4 separate regions of the Homo sapiens genome follow, and regions 1, 3 and 4 are each linked to region 2. A link is a loop called in an ENCODE intact Hi-C map of the cell type or tissue named here. Cell type or tissue: Calu3. All regions are shown on one strand.

Region 1 (8,000 bases), 130 kb after region 2:
CAGGGAAAGAGGAAAAATGGCAAGGAGGATGACGTTACTGCCCATGAGCTTATCCTCTGAGTGGGTGGCGACTTCTCATTGTCCTTTTCCCACATCCCCAGGGCAGGAGTGTTAGGGAAGTCCACCAGCAAAAGGGGGAGGGCACACCCAGGGCCTAGGGGAGGGGGAGAGGGGTGAGGACTGGTCCACATGATTTTTGAGAAATTGCCTTTGGTCTTGTTGGCTCAGAATGGACCCCACACCTGGAAGGGGGCCACGTGTACAGTTATGCAACCCTTGCCTGCCACCCCCAGTTCTACCGCCCTTGCAGTGTGCCAGATAGGAGCATTGGGTTTTCAGGTTTGGGAGTGGGTAGGGTTGTGCTGGAGGCTAAATAGACATTATCTCATGTAATCCTCATAGTAATCCTATGAGGTAGGGTATCATTAACACCATTGTACAGTTGGGGAAACTGAGGCCCAGAAAGGGTAAGTCACATGCCCAAAGACACACAGCCGGCAAATGGTGGAGCTGGGCTGTTGTCTGCTTCCAGAACTGGCTTTTTCTGCTGCTCTGGAGGTAGGCACAGGTTTTACCCCTCTTTCTGGAGCCCGGTAAGATGTGCCAAGGGTCTCCTTAGTAAGTCAGGGAAGACTCATCTGGGGAACCAGAGAAGGGGCAGGCCTGACCTGGGTGACCCAGTGACTAGTGGCCTTCACAGCATAGTCAGGGCCTTTGCTGAGAGTTCTTCTCTTCCAGAGCCCTGGACTTTATCATGCTGGGGCTTCCAGGAGTTCCCCCTCCACCCTCCAGTTCTGACCAGTGCTCCCAGCCAGCTGCCCCCTTTCTCCCTTTCTTTCTCTTTGTGGTCCAGAGAATGAATGCCTGCTCCACACACCTTATGCCATTGGGAATCTGACCTTCTCTAGGCATAGGGAGCTTAATCTGCGGGAAGTGGAGTGAGAAGCATTTCTTGCTGGGAGCCTTGGAGCAGGGAGAGATACTGTCTCTGGGAGGCAGGGGTCCCAAGTTACCCTAGAGGCAATGCAGGCTCCTAGGAACTGGGGCTGCCTTGTGGGAGACATTGGAATGTGTCCCTGTGGGAATGCTCTGTGCTAGGGGCTATGGCAGCAGGACGGTAGGAGCTCATGGTACTTGGAACTGTGACCAAGCATCTGCGAAGAGGAAGGGGCCCAGGACCACTAGAATGAGTCAGAGCCAGAGATGGAGTCGAGTTGTGCATTTGCTACTTTGGAGCTGGGGCACTGATAGGGCTCTAGGTGAAAAGTAGGGATACAGAAGGAGTAATGGTCCCAGAGGCCCAGATGTGTGGCCTGACAGAGGAGGTCTTGGCCAGGGAGAGTGGGGTAGGGGCAAAGTGTTCGCTCAGTGCAGAGGCCCCATCTAGGAGGCCTTGTCCCCATGCTTGCGGCAATAATAACAGCAATAATAATAATTATTACTGCAGTTTTGGTACTGGGCACTTTCCTAAGTCCTCTCTCTCTATTGTCTTATTTTATTCTCACAGCAGCCCTGTGGGGTAGGGATTGTTACCCCCATTTTAGAGATTTGGAATTGGGTCTCAAATAGGTTAAGTCATTTAAACTTGGTCATGTGTTCAGCAAGGCATCGGTGTCAGGATTGAAACCCAAGGCTGCTGGCTTCTGAGCTCATGCTGTACCCTGGGCAGGCAAGGCAGCCTGGTGATTCCATTCAATAAGTGAGGAAGAGAGATAGGAGCATCAGCTGGCTCTTAGTCACTTCTGCTGGTGGCTGATAATTGAGTGTGGGCCCTTGGCCAGCCGGCCACCACTCTGGGTCCAGATTTCCATCTGTACAATGGGCCTGGAGCTAGGCGCTGGACCAGGTGTACCGTAAGAGGCCTTCTAGCTCTGAGGACTGGTGGAGATTGCTACACTCCGAGAGGGGTCTGGTGCTTAGATGGAGAGGGGTCGGCAGAGTTGTTCTGCTAAGCTGAGCCTCTTTCAGGGTAGAAACCAAAGGAATTTGGAGGCAAGGAGGCATTTAGGCAGATCACATCTGGAGAAAATGCACCCTTCCTTGAGTGCAGTCTGGAAAGGCTTCTGGAAAGGATAGGATTTCCAGATATGTTTAGGTGGGCACCTAGCAGGACTCAGCAGATATTGAGTGAATGCAGATGTGTGTGCCCTGGGCCTGCCAGTGTCTGACCCGAAATCTGCGCTCTGATGTGGTCTCATGTGCTCTCATCCCTTTCCTTCCTCTCCCTATTCTCCTTGTTGCCATCCCTTCTTTTGGCTGGACCTCCTCTGGGCCCAATGTAGCTTTCACTTTTTTCAGGGCTCTGTGCCTCCTGTGTGTGTGTGTGTGTGTGTGTGTGTGTGTGTGTGTGTGTACACATTTCCACATGCATGTATAGGTCAGTTTTGCAGCCCCTGCACATGCCTCTAGTTCCAGGGAGACCTTAGCCCTGCTTTGCTGGCCAGCCCTGATGACATACTACTGTCCTGACTCACACAGAAATCGCTTGGAGAGGAAGAACTGATTCCTGCTCTTGGGTGGGATCACGGGACTGGGGAGTGGTGCCCAGTGGACAGCCTTGAACATAAAAGGCCCAAACTGACTCAGATTATCAGGAAAAAGGAAGGCAAACAGGGAGGCTGTTCCCAGGGAACTCTAGGGACCCTCCCATCTCTTTTCTGAGGCTGCTGCCCATTTATAGAGCACCTAGTATTAACTAGGTCAGTTTTGATAATTTTGCTCATTGAGTCCTATAATCATCCTATGAGGGTAAGGTTTATAATCCCCATTTTACAAATGAGCAAACTGAGGCTCAGAGAGGATATTTTCATAAAGTTTCATTACTAGGAAGTGACAGAGTCTGGATTTGAACCTGTCTCTCCAACTCCAAAGTCATCTTCTTAAACACTAGTGCTAACTTCTTCCATGAAGCTTCTTGTGATTACACCAGCCCAACATGCGATATGGTCACAGCATGGGATGGTGGTCAGGACCCTTTGATGGTTGAGGAGATGAAGACCCAGAAAGGCAAGGGGTTTGGCCTAGGGAGCCTGGCAAGTGAGTGACAGAGCCTGGTCTAAAGTCCAGGATATCTCTGTTGTTGCTGTTTTCCTTTTTTCGTTAATTGCAAAAGAATTTACATGTTCATAGTTAAAAACAGAGAAGTGTATCAAGTAGAAAACAGTAGCAAACTCTCACCCTTATTCTGACACTCCAGAGTTGCATTCACTCTCAGGCATCCAGATCCTTTCCCCATATACAAACATCCATCCATCCATATATCTATCCATCTCTCTATCTAAACACACATGCATTCATTCGTTCACTCATTGAATCGTGCATTGAGAACCCATTATGTGCCAAGCCATTGCTAGAATTAAGGATGCAATAGTTAAATAAAGCAGATGTGGTTCCTTCTCAGGGAGGTTCTCATATATCATGAAGAAAACAGACTGGGTGCAATGAATGACAGGGTCCTTCTTAGAGTGGCAGATCTCTTACCTGGCTTTTCTGTCAAGGTGACCCTCAGAATATGGAGGTGTTACCTTTTATCTTAGTCCATGTTTTACTGCTATAACAGAATACCACAGCCTGGGTAATATATAAAGAAAAAAAGGTTATTTGGCTTGTAGTTCTGGAGACTGGGAAGTCCAAGGGCATGGTGCTGGCATCTGGCGAGGGCCTTCTTGCTGCATTATCCTATTGTGGAAGGGCATGTGAGCGTGCAGTACAGACAGTATGGGGGCAGCACTTACGCTTTTATCAGGAGCCCACTTTTCCTGTGATAACAGCATTAATCTCTTCACTTCTTACAGGCCCCACCTCTTAATACTGTTACAGTGGCAATTAAATTTCAACATGAGTCTTAAAGCACCCATGTCATCTAGGAAGAAGAAACTGTATTTGCAGCAACACTGTGAGGTAGGAAAGGGAGTCCTATGTTGTAGGAACTGGAAGCAGCCCACTGTGGTGAGGGGCAAGTAGGAAGAGGTGAGGCTGGGCAGGTGGGCAGGGCCAGGGCAGATGGGGCTCTGTAGGCTATGGAGGAGCTGCGATCTTATCACAAGGAAAGTGAACAGCCCTATGATTAACTATTGAAGGCAGTGATATAATTTATGCTTTTATATTAATAGCAATTATTCTGGCTGTTGTATAGAGTATAGATTGGAGAACAGAATTGGGTGGGGGAACTAGAGAAGGTGAACAGACTGGTGAAGAGGCTTTTATAGTTATCCAGGCAAGAGATGATGGTGACTTGGAAGACCAGGAAGAGAAGCAGGGGTAGAGAGAAATGGAGATAGTGAAGATATAGCAGACATATTTGAGGAGTCCTTCAGTTACAGATAATAGAAAACTAGCTCAAGCACATTTAAGAAAAAAAAAAAAGACTTGTTTAAGTACCTAGGCAGTCTATGTGTGCAGCTTGCTTCAGGAATAGGGGCTTAAATGATGGTTTTAGGGCTCTATATCCTTCTAGCTTCCATCTCTGCCTCTGTTCATTTGTTTGGATCAATTCTTTAGATTGTTGGTAGCAGACACATTTATTGCTAACAGTCCCAGACCGTATCCTTCTTAGTAATCTCAACAAGAAAGAGTCTTTTTTGATGGCTGCAGCAGCAAGGCTCTGGGGAAGTCTCTGATTGGGTGTGGCTTGGCTTACAGCTCATTCTCGAACTAATCACTGAGTGGGGGCAGGGCAGGTTTCTCCATGAGCCAGGTCTTGTAACATGCCCAGGCCCTAGGCTGGGAGGACAGCTCCACCAGTACAGCATGGACTGGGCTCCCTGCAGGAGTGCGGAGCCTTGCTACCAGAAGGGGCCAGCATAGACCAAGAGAAGGGCACTGTAGAATAAAGGACATGGAGCAAAATAACTGTGTTAAGACTAGCTACCAAAGACGGAGACGATCTGCTCGGCATTGAATTTGCCTCTTTGTCAAGGAAAGAAGGAGCAGAAGATGTTAAGAAGGAATTGAAGTTTAGGCCATACGGGGAGGTGCTCATCTGTTTTAACTGTATTTGTCTTCTGGCCCCTGGGATTGCCTGTCCTGGTGTGGGGTGAACTTGGAGACAGAATCTCTGAGAAGCTGTCAGGGATATTTCAGGCCAGTCTAGGGTAGAAGAGGGTTGGACACGTGGGTCACAGTATTCCACAGTTTCCTGCTGTGCACAGATTCAATCCGAGTCCCCATCTACGTCCCTCACTACCTCCCTTGCCTCCTCTCCTGAGTCTCAGCCTCTCCTGGAGTCCCATCTTCCCAGAATATGCTGTGGACATCTCCTCTTCTGTGACTTTTCATGCTGTCCCCTCCGCCAGATAGCCGAGATGTCTCCTCCTCTGTGCAGTCCTTACTGAGCCTCCCCAGCCCCCAGTGAATGGCTTGACCCTTTCATCCAGGTTTAAGCCTACTGCCTCGTCCATTCCCACAATACCTTGTATAAATGTGTACCAAAAAACTGGTCATATTCTATTTTAATGATATATTTGTTTCCTAAACCTTTTTTCTATTTTTAATATGAAAATGTGGGATTTTAAATATGCCATTTAGCAGCTCTGTAATCTTGAGCAAGTTATTAAATCTCTCCATCCCTGAATTTACTCCTCGGTGAAATAGGATAATAATAGTACCTACTTCACAGAATTGTTGGGAAGCTTAAATGAGTTAATATGTGTAAAAGCATTTAGAACAGAGCCTGGTGCATGGCTTTCAACAAAACTGGCCTATGTTATTATTATTTGATAAAAGCAAAATAATATATATAACATGGGTAACTTTTGAAGCATAATAATAAACATACCTCCCAACTTGAGAATGAGAACCCCTGTAGTTGAATATTTATATGTACGATTCTTCATCTCCATTCATATTGCATGCATGGCCAATGCCTGGCATGTGGATCATGAATAAGCATTTGTTGAATGAATAAATGAACAAATGCCAGAAGACTTGAGACAGGGAAATAACCAGTTTTATGGGGAAGATGGTAGATTATGGGAACAACAGATCGATAATCTTGTTCTTAATCCTTGACAAAGTCCTGGAACCAATGAGCACTTGAAGAAGAGCCCACTAGTAGGCACTTGCATGGCTTCACTGGGGTTTTGAAAATGCACTTCTTTTCTTGTTCTTCTCCAGTTGATTGGTCCCCAGCCAGAAGCAGTGAAGCTTCTCATGACAGCCCTGGGGATGAGATGGGTAGATGGGAGCTGGGTAGCAGCACAGGTAGGAACACTCCTAACCCCGGTGTACTGAATGGTGGATGGACATTGATCATCCAGGGACAGATGGTGCTGTGGGCTTTCCTATTCCTGTCCTCTCCCTGAGGACCTTGATGACACCCAGACACCAGCAGAGAGAGGAGAGTAACCTTTTCAGATGATATTCATTCATTCTTTTTTTAATCCACCAACAAATTATTGAGCATTGTCTATGCACCAGAACAGTCAAAAGAGTACTTCAAAAGATCACGACAGGGTTACACAGCATTGTAAATATAGTTAATGCTGCCGACTTATACACTTAAACCTGGATAAAATGGCCAACTTCATGTTATATATATTTTACAACAATGAAAAAAATGTTGTGGCAGTTGGAGGAATGGACTCAGTTTAACTGGGTGAAATGGAATAGTAACAAATGAAATATCCTGTAAAACTCCTCCCCATTCTGAACTCCATCAGAAGAGGATGGCAGAGGTGTGGATTAGCAGCAATGAGTGTGAGTGACTTCTGATGGTTGGCTACAGATTTGATAGTCTGTTATTTTGGGTTATTTTGGTGAATGGTGTGACATGGCTGCTCAATGGTGACTTCGTCAAGGAAGATCAAATACTTGCAGGGCTTTGATAAGGAAGGGGGCAGACTCATTCTGTGTGGTCCAAGGGGTCACATGAGGACTGTTGTGGGCTGTATTGGGAGACAAATTTGGGCTAAGTATAAGGTAGAGCTTCTCACCGATGAACGCTGTCCAAAAGCAAGTGGATAGCCCATGCAGGCCATGGGTGCCCATCACGGGAGGGCAAACAGAGATTGTGTGTATGCGGTGGGTGGGGGGAGGGGCAGGGAAAGGTTCCCTGTTCTGATACTTGATCATTAATTTCTGCAGTTTCCCCAGAATTTGTTCTCATGGCATCATCTCCCTCAGTGACCCCACCTTTGGTTCTGTCACCACCACTGCACGAATGACTGCCATGTCCCTCTGTTCTGAGCTGCAGCTCAGTGTGTCTGGGAGTCCATAGGACATTTTGGTGTGGATGATCCATAGTCGAGCTCAGTAGGAACTGATCTTCCCCCTCCACGTGCTTCATCTCCAGGTCTCCTTGTTATGTGTGTCCATGTTTGCCCATTGCTCAAGCCTTCAGTGCCCTCTTGACACCTTCAGCCCCTCCCTCAATACAAACAGTCCCCAAGCCTGGTCACTTCTACCCTTGACATTTGTCCAAAGCTGGGCTCAGGCATCACTCGGTGACTCTGATGAGATAGTCTCCTGTTCGTATTTTGAGATACCTATTTTAGATGTGGTTTCCTTTTGTGGCTCTGAGCAGTGGCAATGCTCATCGGGTACGGAGACGGGGAAGAGAAGGAGGGAAAGTAAGGGTGGGATGGCTCCTTAGTTAGTTCAGATGCTGTAAGAAAGGCCCAAAATAGCAATGACTTATGCTGGAAGAGATGTTTATTTCTCACCCATGTGACCATCTGGGTATATCCAGGGCTGATACTACAGTCCCTCAGGGTTCTTCTGTCTGCTGCTCTGCCGTCCTCAGGGTGTTGCCTTTGGCAGTATGATCGCCACACACACCACATCTATGTTCCAGCCAGTGGGAAGGGGGAGGGGAAAGGGAGGGGAGGGCATGCTTCTCTCTTTCAGGGCATGACCCAGAAGCTGTACACATCAGTGTACACATTGCATGGCCACACTCAGCTGCAAGTAAGGCTGGGATCTGCAGTCGTTAGCTGAGTGGCCGTGTGCCTAACTAAAAATGCTATGGAAGAAGGGGAGAGCTGGGTGTGCTGGCAGCACCT
Region 2 (8,000 bases):
AAGCTGGGGTCCGTCCACTGCATGTAGGCTGCCATGGTAACAGCACCGGGCCCACCCTCCAGCACCTGGTCCTGAATCCTAGGCTGGGCCTCTAACAACAGAGGAATGCCCCAGTGTCTGACAGGAAGAAGCACTAACAGCCTGCCAACTGCTGAGGAACATCAAATAGAGGTCAGGAGCCGCAAATTTAAACTCAGTACTTCTGCTGTGGTAACTCAAGTAACCCTCCGTTTAAACCAGGACAGACCTATGCTGACAACCATTTTTATCACTCTTAGTGGTATTTTCTTTCTTTGAACATGAATGCATATTTCTGCTCTTTAATGGCCTTTGGTATTTAAGATTACATTCAGCTAGTCTCCTTATTGCATGTTGTTTTATTCCAGTCCCACCAGCACTCAGAACAACAGCAAGTGTGTGTAACAGCGGGCACAGGCGCTCCAGACGGAAGGACCTCACTGACGCAGTTAGCTCAGGTAGAGCTTATTTCTGTGTTCAATTTTCTTGTCATGAGAAGCAGTGACCCCTAAGAATTTGTATCCCTTTGTTCAATTCTTTGTTTTAGGAGAGAAACTTCTAAAGCATTACTCTAAAAGGTGATAGAGACAGAGACGGGCCATTTTCATCTACCCCTTGCAGAGTTAAGTTTTATTACAGTAAGTTGTGAGGTGAGACATGATGGCTGCAGGCACATAGTCAAGATCTACCCTCCTAAGGAAATAAAACGGGGAAAAGTGGTTGAATGTCCAATATAGAAAATTTAATCACCACTTTCCCAAAAAAGAATAAATGGAGGACTCCATTGTAATTATGGAAATGAAATTTGGGAACTATTTTAAGACAAATATCAAAATGAATGTGGATTCAGATCTACAACAATTTCTATATGGGTAGATTGTTAGTACTCAGCTAAGGATGTGAAACCCAGGAGGATTCAGCTGTTAACTCAGACTTGCTTTCAGACAGCCCCTTGCCCCCTGCTGCAAAACCTCTTCATTCAAAACTATGGTTGTGTGACGTCCACTCTCCTGGGAGCTCTGCAAGGACTTTGTCTCCCCCTCACTGCATTCCTCATTGCAGGTGTTCAAGCCAGCAGCTTCTGCTTGCCACAGAATTCTGTGTGAAGTTCATCAATCTTCAAGTATGATTTTTTTTTTTTTTTTTGAGGCAGGGTCTCACCATGCCTCAGCACCCAGCAGGCTGGAGTGCAGTGGTGCGATCTTGGCTCACTGCAACCTCTGTCTCCTGGGTTCAAGTGATTTTCCTGCCTTAGCCTCCTGAGTAGCTGGGATTACAGGCGTGTGCCACCACGCCCAGCTAATTTTTGTATTTTTAGTAGAGTCAGGATTTCACTGTGTTGGCCAGGCTGGTCTTGAACCCCAGACCTCAAGTGATTCCCCCACCTTGGGCTCCCAAATTGCTAGGATTACAGGTGTTAGCCACTATGCCCGGCCACATTTTCTTTTAATCCCTCCACTAAACTGTACTATCAGTAGTTTAAAAAAAAAAAAAAAAAAAGAAAAAAAGGGTTTTCTCCATCTGGCTTGCCACTAACTCAAAATAAATGGACAATCATATAGAATAAAAAACTCAAGAGGTAGGAAGACTAAGAATTCATGTTTATTTCTTTTAATAAACCCCTAACTATGAAAAAAATTATTTGTCCAGCAGCAGGACTAATGCCCATATTTGCATTGGGGTTAGGGGCTAACTGAATCAGAGAAGCTGAGGAAAACAGAGCTGCAATAAAACAATAAGCAAGGCAGGGTGTGATGTCCTTATTTAGGAAATATCAATTGCTAGAAAAGGCATACCTTTGCCCAGTTTATTTACGTAGTATGGAAGAACCATATACAAATGAGAAAAAGCATGAAGCTTGGAGCTCAGATACATTACTTACTTGCTCTTATCTTTTGGACATGTCATTCTATGTAAGTTGGTAAAACCTTTTGGAAGGCAATTTAGCAGTACATATCAAATTTAATATTATGTTAGCTATAATTTCATTTCAACTACACAAATATACATATGTTCATCACAATGCTTAAGAAATTGGAAACAACATAAATGTTCATTTAATAGGATATTAAGTGAGGTATAACCACAGATGGGATAGAAATGCAATTAATACAAGGGATGTAGGCTGCACATGGTGGCTCACACCTGTAGTCCCAAGCACTTTGGGGGGCTGAGGCAGGAGGATCATTTAAGGCCAGGAGTTCAAGACTAGCCTGGCCTAACATCATATTGAGACCCCCATCTCTAAAAATAAACAAAACAAGTGCTGTATATCCCAAGTAAGTTTCTGTTACAGAGAGTTCCTGGAGAAATACCAGTTATGTACTTACACACTAAAACATGCTATCCACGTAAAGAATAAAACCACCTACCTCACAGAATTAATGTGAGGAGTCAATAAGATGACCAAGTCAATGCACCAAAGTAAGTGGACCACACAGAACTGGAGCCCATCATCGTCATGTGGGACTGTGGATCCGGTGTTGCCAGATCTTCCAAATTGTCAAGATTTTTATTTGAACTCTCCTAATATTTAAACGTTGACAACTTATTCAACTGGTTTTAAAACACTGCAGGTTACCAAAGAAAACATACAGATGACAAATAAGCATGTGAAAAGATGCTCAACATTATTAGTCATTAGGCAAATGCAAATTAAGACCACGATGAGACATCCTGCAAACTTATTAGAATGCCTAAATTAAAAACAAAAAGAAAAACTGACAATACCAAACCCTGGATGGGTGAGCAACTACAACTCTCATCTACACTGCTAGTGGAATGTAAATGGGACAGCCACTATAGATGACAGTTTGGCAGTTTCTTACAAAGTTAAATATACACTCACCACATGACTCAATCCTAGGTATTTACTGAAGTGAAATGAAAACCTGTGTTCACACAAAAACCTGTAAGGGAATGTTTATAGCATCTTTATTCATAATTGCAAAAAAATAAAACCCAAATGTCCTTCAACTGGAGCACAGATAACCAAACTGTGGCACATCCATGCAATGTAATACTTATTCAGCAATAAAAATGAATTACTGCTATACTCAACATCATGGATTAATCCCAAATGTATTCATTATGCTAAGTGTAAGAAGCCAGATTCAACAACGTATTATGATTTCATTTATATGACATTCTGGAAAAGGCAAAACTATATGGAGAAGAGATCAGTAGTTATTAAGGGTTAAGGGTTTGACGGTAATGGTTAGCACAAGGGTCACATAAAGGAATTTTTTTGGGAAGTGAAAGAAATGTTCTGTATTTTGATTGTGGTGACAGTTACACGACTATTTGTCAAAACTCACAGATGGCCAGAAAAAGATGCGTGTGAACTAATGTCCTTTGGGAGTCTGTGGCCTCTTTCTTACATTCAGAATGCAGCTAGCACATAGTAGGCTGCTCACATCCACTCTGCCACCTATGCTGTGGCGAAGATGAACTGAGCTAGTGGAGCTCATTCATTGATAGCATTGATAGGTTTGTTTTCAATCCACAGGTTATCAGCACAGTATTCTTCATTAAAGTAGAATCTCAACTTTGCAAACATTTCATCAGTACATTTGAAATTCTTTCCTTAGGGCAACAAGATTATCTCACATGCTATGTGTATTCAGAATACATATTAATATACAAAATTGTAAATGTAACAGTAAAACTATGTAAAGGAAGCCTGTAAAGCTAATTAACACTAATTTTTTTGGTGTGTATTTCGCTAATCTTTCCTTAAAGCACTATTTGCCTGTGTTCTATTAGCCAGGTATTGCTTTTACCTGTAATCTGTAACGACTTTTCTGGTATCCCTGCAGACTCTTCTGGCATCGGAGGAGCTGCCCCATGTCTATGAACAATCTGCATGGGGTGCAGAAGAGTTAGGCCCCTTCCTACGTTTGTGCCTTATGGATCAGAATTTCCCAGCATTTGTGGAAGAGGTAGAAAAGGAACTGAAAAAGCTGGCGGGTTTGAGAAATTAATGCTCTATATACATATATAACTAAGGAACTTCAAAGTATTGAAAAATGCTTCCTCCTAAAATTAAAGAAGATATTAGAATAAAGAGTATTATCCAAACACCTTTTATCAATGTTTTATTTTTAAAAACAGGTGAATCCACTTTTTTATACATCATTGCACTTCAATAATTACACAAAACACACAAGTACATGCATCTACAATTACGCACCGCATGAGAACCGTTAGGTTATAAAATCTATCATCAACCAGTAAATCAATGTGAAAAAATACAGTGTCAAACCAAAAAGTATAACTATAGTTGCATAGAATATTACCATGCTATAACATTTCAAGGTCATTGGAAACAAAAGAAAAATTATAAAAGTTTGCCTTGATTGAATGAATGTACAAGAATAAGGTTCAACACATCAGTGCAAAAGGATTTATGAATTTACATGACTTAACAGAAGAAAAGATAATCACTTAAAAAGCAATCATACGTATATACTGCAATTCATTATACCCATTCAGTGGACTGTTCCAGCTTATTAAAGTCACAGGTTAAGCCCTTAAAATTATAGATTTCAGTTTATATTACTCATCTTTATGTACCAGAACTGCACAATTTCCTCATCTGACAACATACAATAAGGAATGAATATCAGCAGCTTAAAAATGAAACAAGCATTTACTTTATTTTGGATTTCTCCCACCCCCAAAAATATAAATATATATATATATATATTTATATACTGTATATATCTGTAGGTTTTGCTGTACTTTACAAAAGTGTATCACTAGATGGCAGCAGTGCATTTTAGAGCTTTGCCAATTTAACAGCTGCATTAAGTAAAAAATGGCGCATGCATGATCTGATCCTCAGAGGACCTTTTCACTTCTATTTAAATATTTTAACAAAGGAAAAAAAAAAGCAACATTCACAGCACATCAAGCCCAAAATAGTTTACACCTTCTACACTGAAGCATTGTTTAAAATGTACCTGGCTAGATCACCCTTACAGGAGAGGCTAAATAAGGCATGCTTTAGACAGTCATTGTGGTGTTGCTCACTTGAAAGGGGAGAGAACCAAAGAGGTCCAAGCAGAAAATTTTAGCAGGTCATGTTGCCACCAGTTTCAGGAACCTAAAGATCTGTAAAGAAATATGTATTTGGAAATTATAAAGGGATTATGCACTGTCACTCACAACTACACCGTGTGCCACACAAAACTTTGGTTCAAACAGCACGCTCAGGGATGTGGTGTGAAATTCTGATCTCCATATGCCTAACAAGATGACATTCTGGCCCTGCTGCTACCTGGCCATTCTTGTCTTGCCCCCAGACGTGAGGTAAGACTAGTAGGCCTCTGGGAATAAGCCACCTAAGAAGGTGACAATTTTCACCTCTTTGTAAAGATATAATAGTAGTGAAAAGTGTTGATTTTAAAATATGTCTTCTGAAATGGCATTTATATAAACATGTGACACAATGCACCTGATGGCGGGGCACACTGGCTCATGCCTGTAATCCCAGCACTTCTGGGAGGCTGAGGCAGGCGGATCACTTGAGGTCAGGAGTTCAAGACCACCCTGGCCAACATGATGAAACCCCGTCTCTACTAAAAATACAAAATTTAGCTGGGCATGGTGGTGGGCAGCTGTAATCCCAGCTACTTAGGAGGCTGGGGCAGGAGAATTGCTTGAACCCGGGAGGCGGAGGTTGCAGTGAGCCGAGATCACACCACTGCACTCCAGCTTGGGCAATAGAGTGAGACTCCATCTTAAAAAATCCAAACAACAACAAAAAACAACGCAGCTGAAAAATGTTCCTTTCCAGTCCCTAAACTGGGCAGACAGAACTGGCTTCATCAGTATCAGCTGCTCTGAAATGAACTAAAATATCTTATAACACCAATTACTGAAGAATTTGTAACAAGGTCAATAGAGGCACATTCATTTGAATATAATTTTTAAGACTGCTACAGAAGGCCATACTTACATTGTAAGCAGTACTTAATTTGTGTTTCTCTGGCGCAAGTTTTTATCTTTGTGATTGTTGGTAGAGTTGGTTTTCCTTTGGAGGAAAAATTGCATTACATGAGTTAAACTCAGTCAATAACTTTTCAAAGTATAACACATGGAAATACAGGGACTCTTTCACTTACTGCCATCCCTGGTGTAGTGAGAAATTTTGTGGCACAATATGAGTGCATAAAAAAACATTCCTTAAGTAGCTACAGGTTAAGTATCCCTCATCTGAAATGCTTGGGATCAGAAATGTTTCAGATTTTGAATTTTTTTAGATTTTGGAATATCTGCATTATACTTACCAGTTCAGCATCCCTAATCTGAAAATCCAAAATTCAAAATGCTCCAATGAGCATTTCCTTTGAGCCTCATGTGAGCACACAAAAAAAACTTCAGATTTTGGAGCATTTCAGATTATGGATTTTGGTAGTAGGTAGACTCAACCTGTATATACCTCATTTTATCCTCCTTTTGACCCCCAAGGCAGACGAGTACTTTCCCTTCGAATCCGGAACTATAATTACGATACAGGTGAGAATATGTAAAACTTTTCTCCACTGAACACAACACCACTGTCCCTTCTTGATAAAAGGTAATCATAAGCTGGCAGTGCTGGGCCCTCTGGTACTTAACAAATTTGGGTGCTGTTTGTCTGCTTCTCACTCTTTAGTCCAACTCTAGGAGATTCTGCCGATCTTAGATTGATTCCATACCTGCAGTACCCTCTCTCTTGGATACGAGCAATTGTTAATGGGGCTAGACAGTTTATCCAGGCTATAGTTCAGCCTCAAATTGCATTACATGAGTTAAACTCGGTCAGTAACAACTTTTGAAAGTATAACACATGGAAATACAGGGACCCTTTTACTACCATCCCTGGTGTAGTGAGAAATTTTGTGGCACAATATGAGTGCATAAAAAAACATTCCTTAAGTAGCTACAGGTTGAGTATTCCTCATCTGAAATGCTTGGGATCAGAAACGTTTTAACATTGACAAAACCGGGAGCCTCAGATATACTGGCCATTTCCCCCACATTTTAAGTATATCAAATACACAAAATTTGAAAAAAAAAAAAGTTTTTTGCATGGTATTCCACTTTGTATGGCCACTGGAAAACAAGACTGCATAACCTATCCTGAGAATCAAGTGGTTTTTAGTCAGATCTGTGTCAAGCTAAGAAATCTACACTGCAACCTTCATTTCCACTCACTGTCTTCCCCTCCAATCTTAGCTACTCCATTTGATTAAACTGCAAACACAACATCATTCAATCAGATACTGTTGAATCAATGTCCAATAAAGTACTTACATTGGTCCAGCTGGTTCATCATCTACATGGTGTTCAGTTTTTTAAAAATCCATGAGAGATAAGAGAAGAAAGGAGAAAACTGTTAGATTCTGCATAAGGATTAACAGAATAGCAAACTGCAAGTGGCAATCATGGCTACTCACAGCATTTATTAAAGGCCATTCCATCTGGAGGTGCAAAACACTCATGGAGTTATTATTTCTAGATTCAAGTTTAAATGGCAGGTATGTTGTTTCAATGGTTTTAGTTAACACTTTGAATGCTTGTCATGAAAAACTGCAACTGTAGCGGACAGATAGGCTGCAACATTGTTATACTCATCTTGTCCCCAAGTTCCAGTGGTTCACTCTTAAATAGATGAGAAGACAAACCAACATTTCAGTTGTAAAATCCTGCTGTTTGTTTTCTTGTGGTGAATGCATGCAGTTTTGGCTCAATCCTGCAATGTGAATGGATGTGTACCATCTGTACATTTAGCCACACATCCTCACTTCCCCAAAGGGCACTCTGTTTTTCTTGCTGTTTTGTAATCTTTAGAAGAGTCTTTAGTCTGGAGAATGAGATTGAGAAGAGGCAATCACAATAGTTCAACCTAAATTGGGTCAGCCATGCTGGGCTATGCCAGCAACAAGTGTATGTATACCAGAGGATGTTCTGTGACACACCGAGGAAAGCTGAAC
Region 3 (8,000 bases), 140 kb after region 2:
CATCTCTTGGGAGCCTCCCTGTGGCCCTGCTTCTGCAGGGTTGGATGCCCTTGCTGTACCTTAGGCTGAGGACAGCCTGACCCCTCTCTCCTGCTGCTCTGTGAAAGCCGAAGGTGCTCTGTGGTTTTGGGATAGAGCAGGAAGGAGAAGGACGAGGAGTGGGCACTGGCAGGTGACTCACCGGGACGGGTGGCACATGCTGACTCCAGGGCAGGTCCCGGCTGGGGATGAGATTCCCCTTTGTGGAAAACATGGGTGGAGGGGGTGGTACGCAGGCAGCATGAGGCCTGCGTGGCTCCACGTGGCTCTGGGTCCCGGGCCGACCAGCTCTGTGTTCACAGGACACTCTCCCATTCTCCAGGGAGCACTTCCTTTCTGAGCTCTGTCTCTTTCTCCTGTCCTCAGCTCCTCCAGGCCCAGCTGTCAGCGTAGGGGTCTCTGGGTGCCGTGGACTCTTCTGGTCTCTTTGCTTCTGGGCTGTCAAACTGCTTCTCTCCAGGGCAGGTTTCCAGGATCCAGAGTCTAGGAAAGGAATGAAAGGGAGCAAGTCCAGGGCGCAGCCCTGGAAGTCCCTCATCTTCCCTCTGGAGGGAAGCGCAGCTCGGCCCTGGGAGAGCCTGGGTAGGTCTGATCAGGGGAGGTGCCCTCTGCTCCCTGTACCTGCCCAGAGTGGCAGGAATTAGCCTGATATATGAAGGAGACAATTATATGAAGAGTCTTGAGTACCAGGCAGAGGAATGGGGTCTGACTTCTATAGTGAATGGGGAGCCATGGGAAGTTCTTGAGCAGGGGAGGGACATGAGCAGATTCCTGTCTTAGGTCCTAAGAGAAGGCACCTTAGAGAATGGGGCTGGCAGGGAAAGAGAGGAGCAAGCAGGGCCAGTGAGGGGGGTGATGGGTCAGGGTGGGAGATGGAAGCTTGAGAAGCAGTGTGGAGAGTGAGGGAGGCGGCCCAGGAAGAACCCACAGGCCTTGGTTCTGTCTGGGGTTAAAGAGAGGCAGGGAGATGTGGAATCTGGGCGTTCGTTCATCCTTAGCCCTGGTGCTTCCCGCAGGGGTTGGGCAGGTCCTGCAGGCAGCTGCCTGCTGGATCTTCCTGTGGGCCTCAGGGTGGCCCTTGTGGGGCAGGATGTGGTGCCTGCCAAAGGTGCTTTATGAATGGAGCCGGGGAAGGCTGCTGACTCAGCAGGCAGTAAGGCTTTGAGGCCGGAAGCGTCTGGAAAGGAAGTGGCTGCTCAGGGCTTCCCCACTGTAGACAGCTGGGAGAGAAGGGGGGCTGGCCAGGATGCACATGGTTTGGCTGAGGGACTCCCTTGGCCCAGCTGCTGGGGGTGTGTGTGTGTAGGAGTGGAGGGTGGCGGGGGGCGGGTGTGCCTGGCTGGGATTGGAAGGATTGAGGCTGGGCGCCTGGAATGGAATTGAGGCTAGCAGCTGTTGATGAGGTTTGCTCCGTGGAAGGGTGGAAAGGTGTAGCAGAATTGGACTCTTTTTGGCTGTGCTGACTGGCAAATTACTTGACATTAACAAAGTCACTTATCTGGGCTTTAATTTTTTTTTTTTTTTTTTTGAGACAGAGTCTTGCAGTATCGCCCAGACTGGAGTACAGTGGCGCGATTTCCACTCACTACAACCTCCGCCTCCTGGGTTCAAGCAATTCTCCTGCCTCAGCCTCCTGAGTAGCTGGTATTACAGGCCTGAGCCACCACGCCCAGCTAATGTTTATATTTTTAGTAGACACAGGGTTTCACCATGTTGGTCAGGCTGGTCTCAAACTCCTGACCTCGTGATCCACCCACCTCGGCCTCCCAAAGTGCTGGGATTACAGGCATGAGCCACCACACCCAGCCATGGGCTTTAATTTTTTAAAGTCCTGCAAAAATAGGACCAAGTGTTACAGCCTATCTCCCAGGGTATTAGGAGGACGTGAAATCATTTCTATTCTTGTTGATCAGTGTTGGTTGGCATAGATGTGGCTTGATCAGGACATGGCACAAATGTTTAGGCAGCAGCTGTGGGACTCAGGGACAAGGTGTGTGCAGCCTGGAGGGTGGCTGGGATTGGGAGCAGGGCTGGATTTAGGGATGTCTGCCCTTCTCATCCCCAGCTCAGGCCTGACCTGCAGCCACAGACTTGCCTCTTACTCAGTCCTGACTCCAGCCTTGAGGTCATCCCCAAGTCCTTGCCTCTTCCACTTCTGATCTGTCTTGGTCACTCAATACAGATGTGTTAAGCTAGCAAATGTTCTCTCTCTGCATTCCCACACTCATACACCTAGTCGCCTCCTAAAACTCTGTCCTAGAAGCTTCTTTGCAAATACTGCTGATTTCACACAAGCTATACTGAACCCTTCCATTTTCTCTGCCTCAGTGAATGCTCCACCCTGTCACTGAGGCTCAAAACCACGGCCAACCTGACTGCTCTTTCTCTCTACCCAAGTCCTCAGATACTGTCACTTTTACCCAGACATGCTTTGTCTCCTGTCTGGCCCTTCATTTATTCCACCACTATACCTTCCTACAGGGATGGCTATATTAGCCTCTTTTTTTATTTTTATTTTTTGAGATCGAGTCTGGCTCTGTCACCCAGTCTGGAGTGCAGTGGTGCAATCTTGGCTTACTGCAACCTCTGCCTCCTGGGTTCTAGCAATTCTCCTGCCTCACCCTCCCAAGTAGCTGGGATTACAGGTGCCCACCACCATGCCCAGCTAATTATTTGTATTTTTAGTAGAGATGGGGTTTCACCATGTTGTTCAAACCGGTCACAAACTCCTGACTTCAAGTGATTCGCCTGCCTCAGCCTCCCAAAGTGCTGGGATTACAGGCATGAGCCACTGCACTCAGCCTGAAATAGCCTCTTAACTGGCCTCTCCCTTGCCCTGATACAATCCAGTCTATGCTGAGGAGCTAGAGTGGGTTTTAAACATTGTTACCTAGATTATGTGTGATTAAAATGCTCCCCAGTGATTCCCATTACTCATAGAAAAACCCAAATTCCTCACTGGTCTCTCAAAGCCCTGCTTGATCTGGCTGAAACATACCCTCCCATCAGATAGCGGGTGGAGGTGCTGTCAGATTAATCTTCATGAAGCTCAGCTCTGACCGTGTATTTCCCTTATTCAGGAAGCTTCAGTGGCTCTCAACTGCCTTTAGGATACATTTCACACCTGTCAGCCCATCTCTAAGTCTGGCCCCCACAGGAGCTCCTGCTCTGCCCTACCAGCTACTGTCTGCCAAATTGATCTGCACACATCCTAGCCCCAGAGCAAGCCAACCTTGCCTTCACTTGCCGCCTTGCCTCCTCTTCCTTATATTTGGATACTAACATCTTAGCTGAAAGGGTGGATCCCAGCTGCCCCCTACCCCATCTTCCCTGTCAGGCCTCCCCAGGGACTCCCTGCCAAGCATCTGTCACCAAGATTCCTCAGCAGGGGGCCCGGTGGGATATGGGAATGAGGACCTCCCAGTGGGCAGTTGCAGCCTTCCCCACTCTGGTCCAGGAGAGATGAGGCAAGAGATGGTCTGGGGAGAACCTTTGGAGACAAAGGCCTTGCGTCCTCTTTCTCCCAGGCAGGGGCAGCCTTCCACCACGGGGAGCCCAGCTGTCAGCCGCCTCACAGGAAGATGCTGCGTCGGCGGGGCAGCCCTGGCATGGGTGTGCATGTGGGTGCAGCCCTGGGAGCACTGTGGTTCTGCCTCACAGGTGAGGGTAGCAGCATGGGGACGGGAGGGGAGGGACAGTGATTGTGGCAGTTGGGGAGGGGGTGCCCACGCCTGTTAGGGGTCCTGCCAAGCCAGCTCTGGCTAGCAGGGCCATACCTTACTTCCACCTGTGGGATCCAGTAGGCAACTCACGTTACTGTTCTTAGCCTCCATTTCCTTGTCTGTAAAATGGGAACATGAGTGCTAAATGAGATCGTGCTATTTCTTGAATACACTGTGTGCGCCCCCTCCCAGGACCTTTCCACTTGCTCTTTCCTCTGCCTGGAACTTTCTGCCCCTAAACGTCTGCATGACTGGATCCCATATTTTGTGGAGGTCTTTGCTCAATGTCACCTCCTCTCAAGGCTCTCCTAGCTCCCTTGTATAAAATAGCACACCTCCGCTCCTCCCTCCCTATCCCTGGCCTCCCTGCGTTATTCTGCCTAGATTCGCCCCCACCTGGCGTTTGCTTGCTTCCTCCCTGTTCAAAGAGCAGGGTCCATCTCAGGGCCAGAGCGGCTGTTGCATAGTAGGTGCCCAATAACTGTGTAGAATAAACGATGTGACTCTCCCCACACGGTGCTTGGCACACAGGAAGCACTCAATAATAATAGCTACTTTAATAACAATATCCTCATCACATTTCAAATTCTCATCAGCATCTCTGCTCTGAGACGGCTTCCTCCGTGGGGAAGACAAAGCTGAGGGTCTGGCGCCATCTTGTGGCCATAAAGAAGTGCCTGTCTCTACCCACGGCTGCTCTGATTTCTCTAGAGCAAGAAAGGGTTTTGTCTGGGTGACTTACCAGGTTTCATTCCCCCAAATGTCCCCTCCAAGGGGCACCCTGGTTCGACTGACAGGGCATGAGAACTGGCCTGGGGCACCAGGGGTTTCAGCAAGAGATCCAAGGCTAGCTTAAGAACTTTAGAGATCTCTAGGTACTGCAAAGATTATGATACTGAGTATGATTCACAATAAAAATAATAACCATAAAGTCAATGTTATTTTTCTAAATGCAGGAAACCTTTAATGAGTGCTGTATTCAATTAGCATTGTTTCAAGGTTGATCTTCCCACATTTTGAGTGTGCCTGCTTTGCTAGTGCTCGAAGCACACAATCTAACCATTACCGGAGAATGGTAGTGCCAGGGTGGGGGGGTTCGCTTCCCCTCCTCCCCTCCTCCTCCTCCTCTTTTTTTTTTTTTGAGATGGGGTCTTGCTCTGTTGCCAAGGATGGAGTGCAGTGGCGCGATCTCGGCTCACTGCAACCTCCACCTCCCAGGTTCAAGCAATTCTCCTGCCTCAGCCTCCTGAGTAGCTGGGATTACAGGTGTGTTCCACCACCCCTGGCTATTTTTTAGTAGAGGTGGGGTTTCACCATATCTGCTAGGCTGGTCTCGAACGCCTGACCTCAGGTGATCCACCTGCCTCGGCCTCCCATGCCGGGCCTTTTCCCCTCACTTCTGACTCATCAGCAAGTCCTGTTGATTCCCTCCTAAATAAACCTTGAATCTGATCCCTCTCTTCTTCTCTACTACCACCCTTTGAAGCCACACCACCCTCACCTCTTACAGGGACAGCTGAAACCGCCCCTAACTGGCCTCCCCCTTGCCCTGCCACAGTCCAGTCTCCACAGAGGAGCTAGAGTGAGTTTTAAGCATTGCTACTCAGATTATGCGTGATTAAAACACTCCCCAGTGATTCCCATTACTCATAGAAAAAGTTAGATTCCTCACTGGTCTCTTCAAGTCATCTTTGGTCTGGGTGGGACATGCCCTCCCATCAGATGTGTCTGCCACACTGGACGCTCCCCGATATTTTCACACAGCAAGGCCAGTCTTGCCTCAGGGCCTTCCACCTGCTGTTTCCTCTACGGGGTTCTCTGTATGTCAGCTCTTTTTCATTCCCTATAAATTTCAGCTTAATTGCTTTAAAGAGCATGTGCCTCACCACCATATTTAAAGGTACGGGTATTCTTTCTTGTATAAAAACAAATCGTGTTTCGTTAGGAAAAGAAAAAAAAAGAAAAAAAGAAAAAGCACTTGTGATTCTCTCTCCTCCAGAGAAACCACTATTGACATTTTTGGTGGATACTTTTTTGGACTCCCCAATTTATAACATTACTTACGCTCATGGGGAAATGCACATGGTGCAGGCAGGTGTAAAGTACCTGCCAGATTTTTGAAAAGCTGTTGCTTTACTTACTAACCTGCTGGCTCCTTTTCCTCACATACCTTAGTCACATGCTGACGAGAATCTGTGTGCCCATTTGTCTCTCTCTCCCATTAAAATGTAAGTTCTGTGGGGATGTGACCGTAGTATTGCTCTCTGTTGCATTTCTGACTTTTATGCTTGGCACCTGTAGGTGCTGACTATATTCTTGACTGAATGAGGTCCTAAGACAATAAATTACTTTGGGTCTCAGGCCTAAAAGGAGGGGTGGACAGGGCCTGGGGTTAGCAGGGGCAGGGAGCGGGACTAGGGAGGCCCACCCCTCCTCAGTCCCCCTTATATGTTCTCCACTCCCCCTACCCCCAGGAGCCCTGGAGGTCCAGGTCCCTGAAGACCCAGTGGTGGCACTGGTGGGCACCGATGCCACCCTGTGCTGCTCCTTCTCCCCTGAGCCTGGCTTCAGCCTGGCACAGCTCAACCTCATCTGGCAGCTGACAGATACCAAACAGCTGGTGCACAGCTTTGCTGAGGGCCAGGACCAGGGCAGCGCCTATGCCAACCGCACGGCCCTCTTCCCGGACCTGCTGGCACAGGGCAACGCATCCCTGAGGCTGCAGCGCGTGCGTGTGGCGGACGAGGGCAGCTTCACCTGCTTCGTGAGCATCCGGGATTTCGGCAGCGCTGCCGTCAGCCTGCAGGTGGCCGGTGAGCACCAGGAGGGGGACGCCTTCCCCTTAGTTCACCCTCCATTCCCCCTGCAGCCCACCCCCTGCTGCACCACTGCTCCCAGAACCCCAGTGCTGATTCCTGTACTCAGCCCCATGCATCCTTTTCGTCCTCTGCCATTGCCCTGCCCTTGACCCCTGCCCTCTGTCACCTCCAGCTCCCTACTCGAAGCCCAGCATGACCCTGGAGCCCAACAAGGACCTGCGGCCAGGGGACACGGTGACCATCACGTGCTCCAGCTACCAGGGCTACCCTGAGGCTGAGGTGTTCTGGCAGGATGGGCAGGGTGTGCCCCTGACTGGCAACGTGACCACGTCGCAGATGGCCAACGAGCAGGGCTTGTTTGATGTGCACAGCATCCTGCGGGTGGTGCTGGGTGCAAATGGCACCTACAGCTGCCTGGTGCGCAACCCCGTGCTGCAGCAGGATGCGCACAGCTCTGTCACCATCACACCCCAGAGAAGCCCCACAGGTTGCTTTGCTTAAATGTCCCCTTGGGGGAGGGGGGTTCTGCTTCTGTCGGCAGGGGTTGGGAGCTCCGAATCTGGCCCCACCTTCAATCTCCCAGAACAGCAAGTTGCCTCCTAATGATAGGGAGAAAGATAACGGGGAGGTGGGGATGTTCACTGGAGGGGTTGGGGGCGGAGAAATCACAGGCCTTCTTAAGGCTCTCCTGACTTCAAGGCTCTGGAAGCCTCTGGGAAGAATGGAGCCACATCTGGGTCAGCAGAGGGGTGGGCGAAGGAAAGGAGTCCTGATGGCAGGATTCACCAGGGCTGGAGCTGGTGAGAGTCACCTGCCCCAGGCCTGGCCCTGGGATTGGTCTGGTCAGGCCAAGACCCACCTGCTGTGATTGTTCTCAGAAGATTGGGGAGACTCCATATCTGAGAGTCCTCAGACTTAATCTGCTTTTGCATCTAAGAAGAAAATAGGAAGATGGAACAGGGTCTGGGAATTGATGGGGGAAGAGTTTGGGGGACTCGGGTGGTAGCCTAGAGAGTCCCATTTCTCCTCACCACCCTGCCCCTCTGACCCCGCCCCCAGGAGCCGTGGAGGTCCAGGTCCCTGAGGACCCGGTGGTGGCCCTAGTGGGCACCGATGCCACCCTGCGCTGCTCCTTCTCCCCCGAGCCTGGCTTCAGCCTGGCACAGCTCAACCTCATCTGGCAGCTGACAGACACCAAACAGCTGGTGCACAGTTTCACCGAAGGCCGGGACCAGGGCAGCGCCTATGCCAACCGCACGGCCCTCTTCCCGGACCTGCTGGCACAAGGCAATGCATCCCTGAGGCTGCAGCGCGTGCGTGTGGCGGACGAGGGCAGCTTCACCTGCTTCGTGAGCATCCGGGATTTCGGCAGCGCTGCCGTCAGCCTGCAGGTGGCCGGTGAGCACCAGGAGGGCGACGC
Region 4 (8,000 bases), 250 kb before region 2:
CTTGGGTCTATCCTGCTACTTTCCACTCTTCTGAGCCACCCTGCGTGTTAGTAGCCAGTTTTCTGGGGCCATTTGACTACTGACCACATGAGGCTTTGGCCTCTCTCTGGGCTCTCCTTTCTGAGCTGCTCCCTGGATCCAGCCCAGTAACAGTGTTTTCTTTTCCATAGAGCTATGAACCAGATGAGCTGACCAAAGAGATGGCCCACCTGGAAGGACTAATGAAGGACCTAAACGCTATCACAACAGCATGACGACCTTCACCAGGACCTGACTTCAAACCTGAGTCTGGAAGTCTTGGAACTTACCCTTGAAAACAAGGAATTGTACAGAGTACGAGAGGACAGCACTTGAGAACACAGAATGAGCCAGCAGACTGGCCAGCGCCTCTGTGTAGGGCTGGCTCCAGGCATGGCCACCTGCCTTCCCCTGGTCAGCCTGGAAGAAGCCTGTGTCGAGGCAGCTTCCCTTTGCCTGCTGATATTCTGCAGGACTGGGCACCATGGGCCAAAATTTTGTGTCCAGGGAAGAGGCGAGAAGTGCAACCTGCATTTCACTTTGTGGTCAGGCCGTGTCTTTGTGCTGTGACTGCATCACCTTTATGGAGTGTAGACATTGGCATTTATGTACAATTTTATTTGTGTCTTATTTTATTTTACCTTCAAAAACAAAAACGCCATCCAAAACCAAGGAAGTCCTTGGTGTTCTCCACAAGTGGTTGACATTTGACTGCTTGTTCCAATTATGTATGGAAAGTCTTTGACAGTGTGGGTCGTTCCTGGGGTTGGCTTGTTTTTTGGTTTCATTTTTATTTTTTAATTCTGAGTCATTGCATCCTCTACCAGCTGTTAATCCATCACTCTGAGGGGGAGGAAATGTTGCATTGCTGTTTGTAAGCTTTTTTTATTATTTTTTTATTATAATTATTAAAGGCCTGACTCTTTCCTCTCATCACTGTGAGATTACAGATCTATTTGAATTGAATGAAATGTAACATTGAAAAGACTTGTTTGTTGCTTTCTGTGCAGTTTCAGTATTGGGGCGGGTGGGGGGCTGGGGGTTGGTAATAGGAAATGGAGGGGCTGCTGAGGTCCTGTGAATGTTTCTGTCATTGTACTTTCTTCCAGAAGCCTGCAGAGAATGGAAGCATCTTCTTTATTGTCCTTTCCTGGCATGTCCATCCTTATTGTCACTACGTTGCAACTGGAGTTTGATTTGGATCTGGTTTTAAAATTCTTCTGTGCAATAGATGGGTTTGAGGATTTAGCGGCCCTGATGTCTTGGTCATAGCCTGGTAAGAATGTCCATGCTGAGGAGCCAGATGTTGTATTTCTAACTGCCTGAGTCACACAGAATAGGGTAAGAGCCTGACCCCATTCTGTAAATCAGAAAGCAAGGATGGAGACCCTTTCCTGCTGCTATTATTGGCTCTCTTTGAGGAAGTTGGAGGTTAAGGAAGGAACTTGTTTGTTTCCGTATACGACTCCTTCTTCTCTCTAGTTCAGTCTTCAGCCAGTCCAGCGCTCTCTTCCACACTTCAGAGCCCCTTCAGAGAAAGCATTAGCAGGAATGAGACAAGGCAGAGCTGCAGTGCCCCCTGAGGCTTCCACACATCTTTCTGAATATTATTTTTCAAGTAACAAGGGCAGGGACAGCGGAAACAGCTGCCCACCCCCCCCATCCCAGCAGCTCAGCTAAGCCCTGATGAGAATGAAGCCACAGGAGTTGTCTGAGGTGAACCCAGCCGCTCAGCCACACATGGAAGCCATTGCCTTTGCACATAGTTCTTGGGTTCTTTTTCCTAAAAAGGTAAGGAGCTGAGGTGTGTGGTTTTTTAATATTAAGAATATATAATGGAAAACACACGACTGACGCTCAGGCATCTTCCCCTACTCCCCAACAGATCCCCAGAAGACAGCGTGGAAGGCAGTGTAGACAGTAAATCGGGCTTCAGTTCTATAGCCAAGAAGAGATCAGCTGCTGAAACCACCAGTGGGTACCCCAGGCCACCTGCCTTTGAACTTGGGGATTTGCCATGTTTGATCTTGTCACATACTTGCTTTTTTACAAGATGAACTCTTTGTATTTATGATTTGGGGGGCAATGAAAGGTGCAATGCAGGAACTGCTGCTGCCGAGCTCGCTGGTCACATGGGGGTGCCAGGCGGGATTCTGGAAAACCAGTGCACTTAAACTGATCCTGAAGAGAGCTGTCCCAGCACTCTGGCCACCAGGAGGGCCAGATTCCCCAGAAACTACCTTTTGCCCAAAGAACATGCTCAGTATTTGGGGCATTTCCTCCCACAAACCCTGACTGCTTCTGTTACCTCAGGGCCTTGGTACCTGGATACTGCCACAGAATTGGGGCGGGTGGGGGAGGGGCCTATTTTTAAATAAAATAACTGTTCAAAGTTGGGGGTTTTTTAAAAAATTAAGAAAAAGGAAAGCTATTCTGTATTGCACCTTTTCACAATTTAATACATTTTCTTACATTTTCCTGTGATTTTCGAAACTAAACCATTGTGTGTCCTGTAGTGTCCTGGTTGAGCTGCCGCTCAGCAGCTTCCTCGGGGGGATTTGGAACACCTGTGTCTGTCGCCGCACTGCCTGTGGGAGGGGCCCAGAGGGCTGCTGGGACTGGCGTCTGTACACACTTGTTTGGCCTTTTCTGTAGTTGATGCTGTAAACTCTATGGCTTTTTAAAAACGATTTCATGTTTTTATTTAGTATTGGAAATCCAATACACTTTTTTAATCCAATCAAACTCTGGTCTGGTCAAAGAGTTATTTTCCTTTGTCCTTAAAAAAAAAAAATAACAACAACTTTGGGGCCCCCTGCTTCCCAGCCTCTAACTGACTTCACGGTTGCCTTCACAACTGTAAAGCCAGTAGTCTATGAGGAGACTCAGGGAAGGGTGGCAGGTGAGCCAGGAGGCTGCAGGAGGTGTTTGGACCGTCCACCAGTACCAAAAATGAGTCTTGTCCCTGTTCCCATCCCCCTGTTGCTGCCCTGCAGGGACTGAGCAGCCTGAGGAATCAGAGGGGGCCCCTGGCAGCCGTCCCTGAATGGAGTGCAGGCCATGTCCCTGCCGCGGCAGCGCATTCTGTTAGGGCAGACTGACTGTCCACGTGGGGCCTGGCCTCCCCACTCCCAGCCCCACCACTCATAGGGACCTGAAGCTGGAGCAGATGTCTCCTGGGATGCCCGCTTGCCCCAGGCTGCCTCACCTTACTGTGTTCACTGTGTAAGATTCCTCGTGGTGTCCCAGAGTCTGGGCCAGGGAATAGGGGACCTCAGCAGCCAGAGGCCTGAGCTTGCAATAATAGAATGAGGGCTAAACACAGAGCACAGTGTCCTCACTGCTCCCTTTGCCCCACTGTTCATCTGCTCTGTGGCTAGAGTGTACTTTAGGAAGCCCAAATCCCGTCCTTCCCATTAGCCACACTCCACTGGGCTCAGGATGAAGTCCATGCTCCCATAGCTGCAGGTTGGTGCTTGTCTGCCACAGCCTCCAGGTCCAGACTAATGTTGCCTTGTGTACCAGGGGTGTGGCCACAGAAAGCTACCAGTGAGGCCATTCTCAGTCTGCCTGGAGTGTCCTCTTTACTGCCATTCTGTCTTAAGTGCCGGGCGTCTGCTGCTACTATCCCTCCTGTGCGTCCCTAGGTGGAGCTCTTGGCACATATTACCATGATTTGTTTGAGTCTTTTCCTGGGCCCTGTGGGCTCAGTGGGGACAAGATTATTTCTCACTCCTTTCTGAATGTCTAATGCCAGGGGCAGTTTCTGACAATAGCAGATGCTTGTCTCTTGGATGGATAGACAAACAGTCACGAGGACTCATGCCCTGGAGCGTGCTGAAAGGCTTCACACACGCGCACAAGAAGCCCCCTCCTGGCAGGGATCCTAGTAGGTCCCCAGTGTTCTGGTGCTAGAACACTCCCATTTCAGCAGCCATGGCCGTTTGGCCTCCTGGGGTAAACGTGAAAGATGAAAGATGACAGTCATGAGAAACGATGCTGGACTGGGCCCAGTGGCTCACGCCTGTAATCCCAGCACTTTGGGAGGCAGAGGCAGGCGGATCACCTGAGATCAGGAGTTCTTGACCAGCCTGGCCAACATAGTGAAACTCTGTCTCTACTAAAAATACAAAAATTAGCCAGGCATGGTGGCGGGCGCCTATAATCCCAGCTACTTGGGAGGCTGAGGCAGGAGAATCGTTTGAACCTGGGAGACGGACGTTGCAGTGAGCAGAGACCATGCCATTGCACTCCAGCCTGGGCAAGAGTGAAACTCCATCTCAAAAAAAAAAAAAAAAAAGAAAAAGAAACAATGGTGCTGCCTCATGACCAACTTCAAGCTGGGAACTAACACAAGAATATCTTGCAGATTTGTTCTAAGATGAGCATATGGACAAGGGTGTATACGAAGAAGAAACACCTCTTCCCCTACCCCATTCCTGCCCCATCCATCAACCTCTCCCAATTGCAGCCACCTTCCTGCCAGAAGTGGGGAGAACCATCAGGAGAGACTGGAGACAAGCAATAAGCAAGCCATCAAATTGATGATGACAGGGCCATGGGCAGGGATTGGAGAACCAGGGAGCCAAGAGGAACCACTGCTAACCACAGACAGAACCCCAGACAGCAGGTACCCGATTCTTAACCTAGGGTTCCCAGCTACCAAAGGAGGGAGTTCACCAGGGGTGCAGGAGGAAGAGGTAGGAGACAGTAGTTGAGAGAAAATAATACTTGTTTTTAATAATCTTGTAAATGTACATAATGTTGGAAAAGTGCTACTTAAAACTACCACTACCCTCTAAGCATGGTGGATGATATTCATCTCAAGACACCCTTTTCCTCAATTAGGAACTTGGTTTGTAAAATGAAAGGGACCTAAAGCTGAGCTCCAAAAGGTTGGTGGGAGTACCTGCTGCACTATAGCACAAGAATAATTCGGGATTTCCTGAAATAATTAGGGGTGGAGGGGACACGCAACCGGTATAATCAACAAGATGGTGCAAGAATGAGGGGCTCTGTGGGAAAGCACCCCAGTGGGAACTGGCTGGCCTCAAGGTGTTCAAAGACCTTTCTTAAATGGGAAGATCTTTTTGTTTGTTTGTTTGTTTTGTTGTTTTTGAGTCAGAGTCTCACTCTGTCACCCAGGCTGGAGTGCAATGGCGTGATCTCGGCTCACTGCAACCTCCGATTCCCAGGTTCAAGCGATTCTCCAGCCTCAGCCTCCAGAGTAGCTGGGACTACAGGCACCCGCCACCATGCCCAGCTAATTTTTGTATTTTTTAGTAGAGACAGGGTTTCACCATATTGAACAGGCTGGTCTCGAACTCCTGACCTCGTGATCCACCTGCCTCGGCCTCCCAAAATTCTGGGATTACAAGCGTGGACCACCGCGCCCGGCCAAATGAGAAGATCTTGCCCTATTTGCACTTCTATGGAGTGAACCCCCTCCAGCTCCCCAAATCTCATGTAACATCTGCTGTGTGCACATGGCCTTGAATGTGTTACTGGACACTCCCCCAGTGAAGAAAACAGCATCTGGGCCAACATGGCGGTGGGCAGGCCATGAGTCTGGCATGGCACGGGTGACCCATGAATGGAATTGGTTCGCTAGAAGCAGGAGCTGAGGGCCAGAAGTGACCATAAGAATCTAAACCTGAGAACTCTCAGAAGTCCAGGGGGCAAAGGGGGACACAGGTCAAGAAATGTGGGTTCCAATCAGCCTAATCCAGATTTTAAGAGGCAGACTGACCTCAGCTTGTGTCTGAGTTGCCATCAGTTTACAATTTCTCCCTCCTCGGGGTCCTGGAGCAAAGCCTCATCACCCTGTTACTAGGTGTCAGCCCCTTGCTAATGGGGTCTGCCTTCTGTGGACCCGGTTGCCCAAAGGAGAAATCTGGGAGCCATTCTAAATTCTTCCCTCAACACCACAGCACATTGCTCAGCAAATCCTGCCAGCTCTTACCTCTCAGAGGTCCCCCAGAGTAGCTCTTTGCTGTCTGGTAGGCAAACTACTAATTAAGCCCCCTGCCTGAGTCTCACCAGCAATCAGGGAGCGATCCTCCACACAAGTGTTCAGGTGCTGCTTCTAACGCAAATCTGATGCTTCCCCGCTGCTCAGCACTGTGCGATGAGAGCTCCAGCACCTGCCCTACGGTAGAGACTCCAGTGTGGCCCTGTCTGCCTCGTCCCTTTTATTTCCCACTAACCTGCCCCTTCACCCGAATTTGGCCCTAACCATTGACAGCAATTTACACTTGCAGAATAAGCCGTGATGTCTGGCCTCTACTGTTTCCTCTGCCTCAATTTCTCTCTATCCCCTACCCTGACCACTGGCTTTCTCTGTCTGGTCATATCTATTCATCTTTGAAGGCCCAGCCTAACCATCCAGTCCCCTGATCATTCTTGTTCACGTTTCTGTCTCCGCCAATACACTGTGACCTCGCTAAGGAAAGCAGCTGTGCTTGGATTCTCCACCCGAGCACCCAGCACACCATAGGTCTTCACTAAATGAACTTGCCTCGTGAGGCAGATGGACTTGAAATCAGGTAACTAATACATCATGGCCCGGTACTGAGGGAATTTAACAAAGCCCTAATTCCTCCTAGGAGCATATACTTAAGGTTTTGCAGAGGAACTAAGGCTGAGCTGAGCCTAGGGTGTAATGTGAGGCTTATCTTTCTGGAGGAAGGAGGAGGCCACTGCAGAGCTGTGGAGCTGCCTGCTTCACGTGGCCATCAGTACAGATCCCAGCCATCCCATGTCACTCCTGTGCTCAGCCTCCTGTCACTGCATTCAGTGCAGAGGCCCCAGCAGGCCAGTGCAAAGGCTATGGAGGGTGCACAGGTCTGGCTAGCTGGCTTTCGGGGAGAGAGGGAGCTGGTCCCCCAGATTCCTGGAACACTGCAAGGGCAATACTGGGCCCAGTCAAGCTAAGTTTGGCTGGCCAGATACCACAGCTTGGGGTCAGTTCTAGTGAGACAAGAATAAAGTGGTTCCTTTTGTAAACTCAAAACCCAGGTCTTGCCGAGAATTCTGGGCAGCTCATGGCTTTCTGGAGAGGAAAGAGCCAGGATTTACTTTTGAAGGCAAAATTATGGATCAGGCTCCTGCAGACAAAGTTGCCCATGATACGTAAGGAGAATCAGCCAATGAACATTCTAGACTAACACACAGAAGGGAAATTGACTGTAACCAAAGCCAGAGAGATCTCAGTGTGGGCAGGTGGGATGAGAGAAGGAATATTTGCGGCCAGTCAGAAAAGGGTCTTCCTCACCCAAAAAGCTGGAAATCTTCAATTGTTTCCAAAGATACTTCTGAAGGCCCACTATATGCCAGGCACTGAGGATGCAAAATGAGTACGAGAGTACTCATGAGATGGTAATTTCATGAAAAGAACATGAAAAGTGCTAAGAGACCCAAACAAAGTGATCTGGTAAAGTAAAGAAGGAATTTCCAACCCTAACTGGAGAGTTGCGTGTCACGAAGTAGGTGACACTGAGAATGATGGACGAATTCACCAAAGAAAGGAGTTTCTTCCAGCATTGCTTGAACTAATCTAAAAAGCAGGAAAAATTCCAACACTGGATAAATTACAACAGAAAATGCTTTTCAGTGATTTGCTCCAAAGACAGTAAGGGATGTCCGTAACAGGAACAGAAAATCTGACCCAAGTGGTAGATGAAAAAAGAGGTTGGGGTTTCCTCAGGGAAAAGCCTAATACTAAGAACCAGAGGGAAGCCTGACTGACGCTTATCAAAAAATAAGTAAATGAGTGATCATCATCTTCCCTGAGAATTTGTTGAGAATTTTGTGTCTATATTCATAAGAGATATTGGTCTGTAGTTTTTTTTGAAGGGGGGAGTGTTGTACTTTTTGAGTGGAGGGGTCTGGCTTTGGTATCAGTATAATACTAGCCTCATAGAATAAGGGAAGTGTTCCCTCCTTGTCTATTTTTTGGAAGAGTTTGAAGGATTGCTATTAAT

Evidence for each region. Hi-C counts contacts between places; a loop is a spot of excess contacts. Peaks named below come from ENCODE experiments on the same cell type or tissue, not always from the same donor. Only the 100,000 strongest peaks of a DNase experiment are listed, where the experiment ranks them.
Region 1: it touches region 2 in a loop (5-fold over the local background); 84 of 110 quality-filtered maps call a loop at or near these places.
Region 3: a loop joins it to region 2, with 14 times the contacts of the local background. A loop is called at or near these places in 86 of 110 quality-filtered maps.
Region 4: it touches region 2 in a loop (8-fold over the local background); 21 of 110 quality-filtered maps call a loop at or near these places.

What each region holds. Positions count from the first base shown.
Region 1 is chr15:73,686,877-73,694,876 of GRCh38, forward strand. All of the region lies in intron 1 of CD276 (CD276 molecule), which reads left to right. Among named protein-coding and RNA genes, the nearest start is that of CD276, 6.5 kb to the left of the region's middle. In Calu3, no CTCF peak of the experiment used is centred here; a DNase peak (open chromatin) is centred at 4,681.
Region 2 is chr15:73,555,916-73,563,915 of GRCh38, forward strand. REC114 (REC114 meiotic recombination protein) reads left to right here. Exons shown (of 6, transcript NM_001042367.2): 5 at 387-476; 6 at 3,837-4,098. The coding sequence ends at 4,001. It overlaps NPTN (neuroplastin), which reads right to left. Exons shown (of 9, transcript NM_012428.4): 7 at 7,321-7,342; 8 at 5,981-6,055; 9 at 4,099-5,133. The coding sequence ends at 5,995. Among named protein-coding and RNA genes, the nearest start is that of NPTN-IT1, 9.6 kb to the right of the region's middle. In Calu3, no CTCF peak of the experiment used is centred here; a DNase peak (open chromatin) is centred at 4,806.
Region 3 is chr15:73,696,020-73,704,019 of GRCh38, forward strand. CD276 (CD276 molecule) reads left to right here. Exons shown (of 10, transcript NM_001024736.2): 2 at 3,567-3,699; 3 at 6,236-6,574; 4 at 6,753-7,067; 5 at 7,640-7,978. The coding sequence starts at 3,621. Among named protein-coding and RNA genes, the nearest start is that of CD276, 16 kb to the left of the region's middle. RefSeq lists enhancers at 74-585, 586-1,098, 1,029-1,323, 1,099-1,609, 5,987-6,708 and a silencer at 4,386-4,435. In Calu3, CTCF peaks have their summits at 4,414 (motif pointing left) and 6,574; a DNase peak (open chromatin) is centred at 4,412.
Region 4 is chr15:73,302,443-73,310,442 of GRCh38, forward strand. It overlaps NEO1 (neogenin 1), which reads left to right. Exons shown (of 29, transcript NM_002499.4): 29 at 171-2,763. The coding sequence ends at 254. Among named protein-coding and RNA genes, the nearest start is that of MIR12135, 6.5 kb to the left of the region's middle. In Calu3, a CTCF peak has its summit at 3,697; a DNase peak (open chromatin) is centred at 3,669.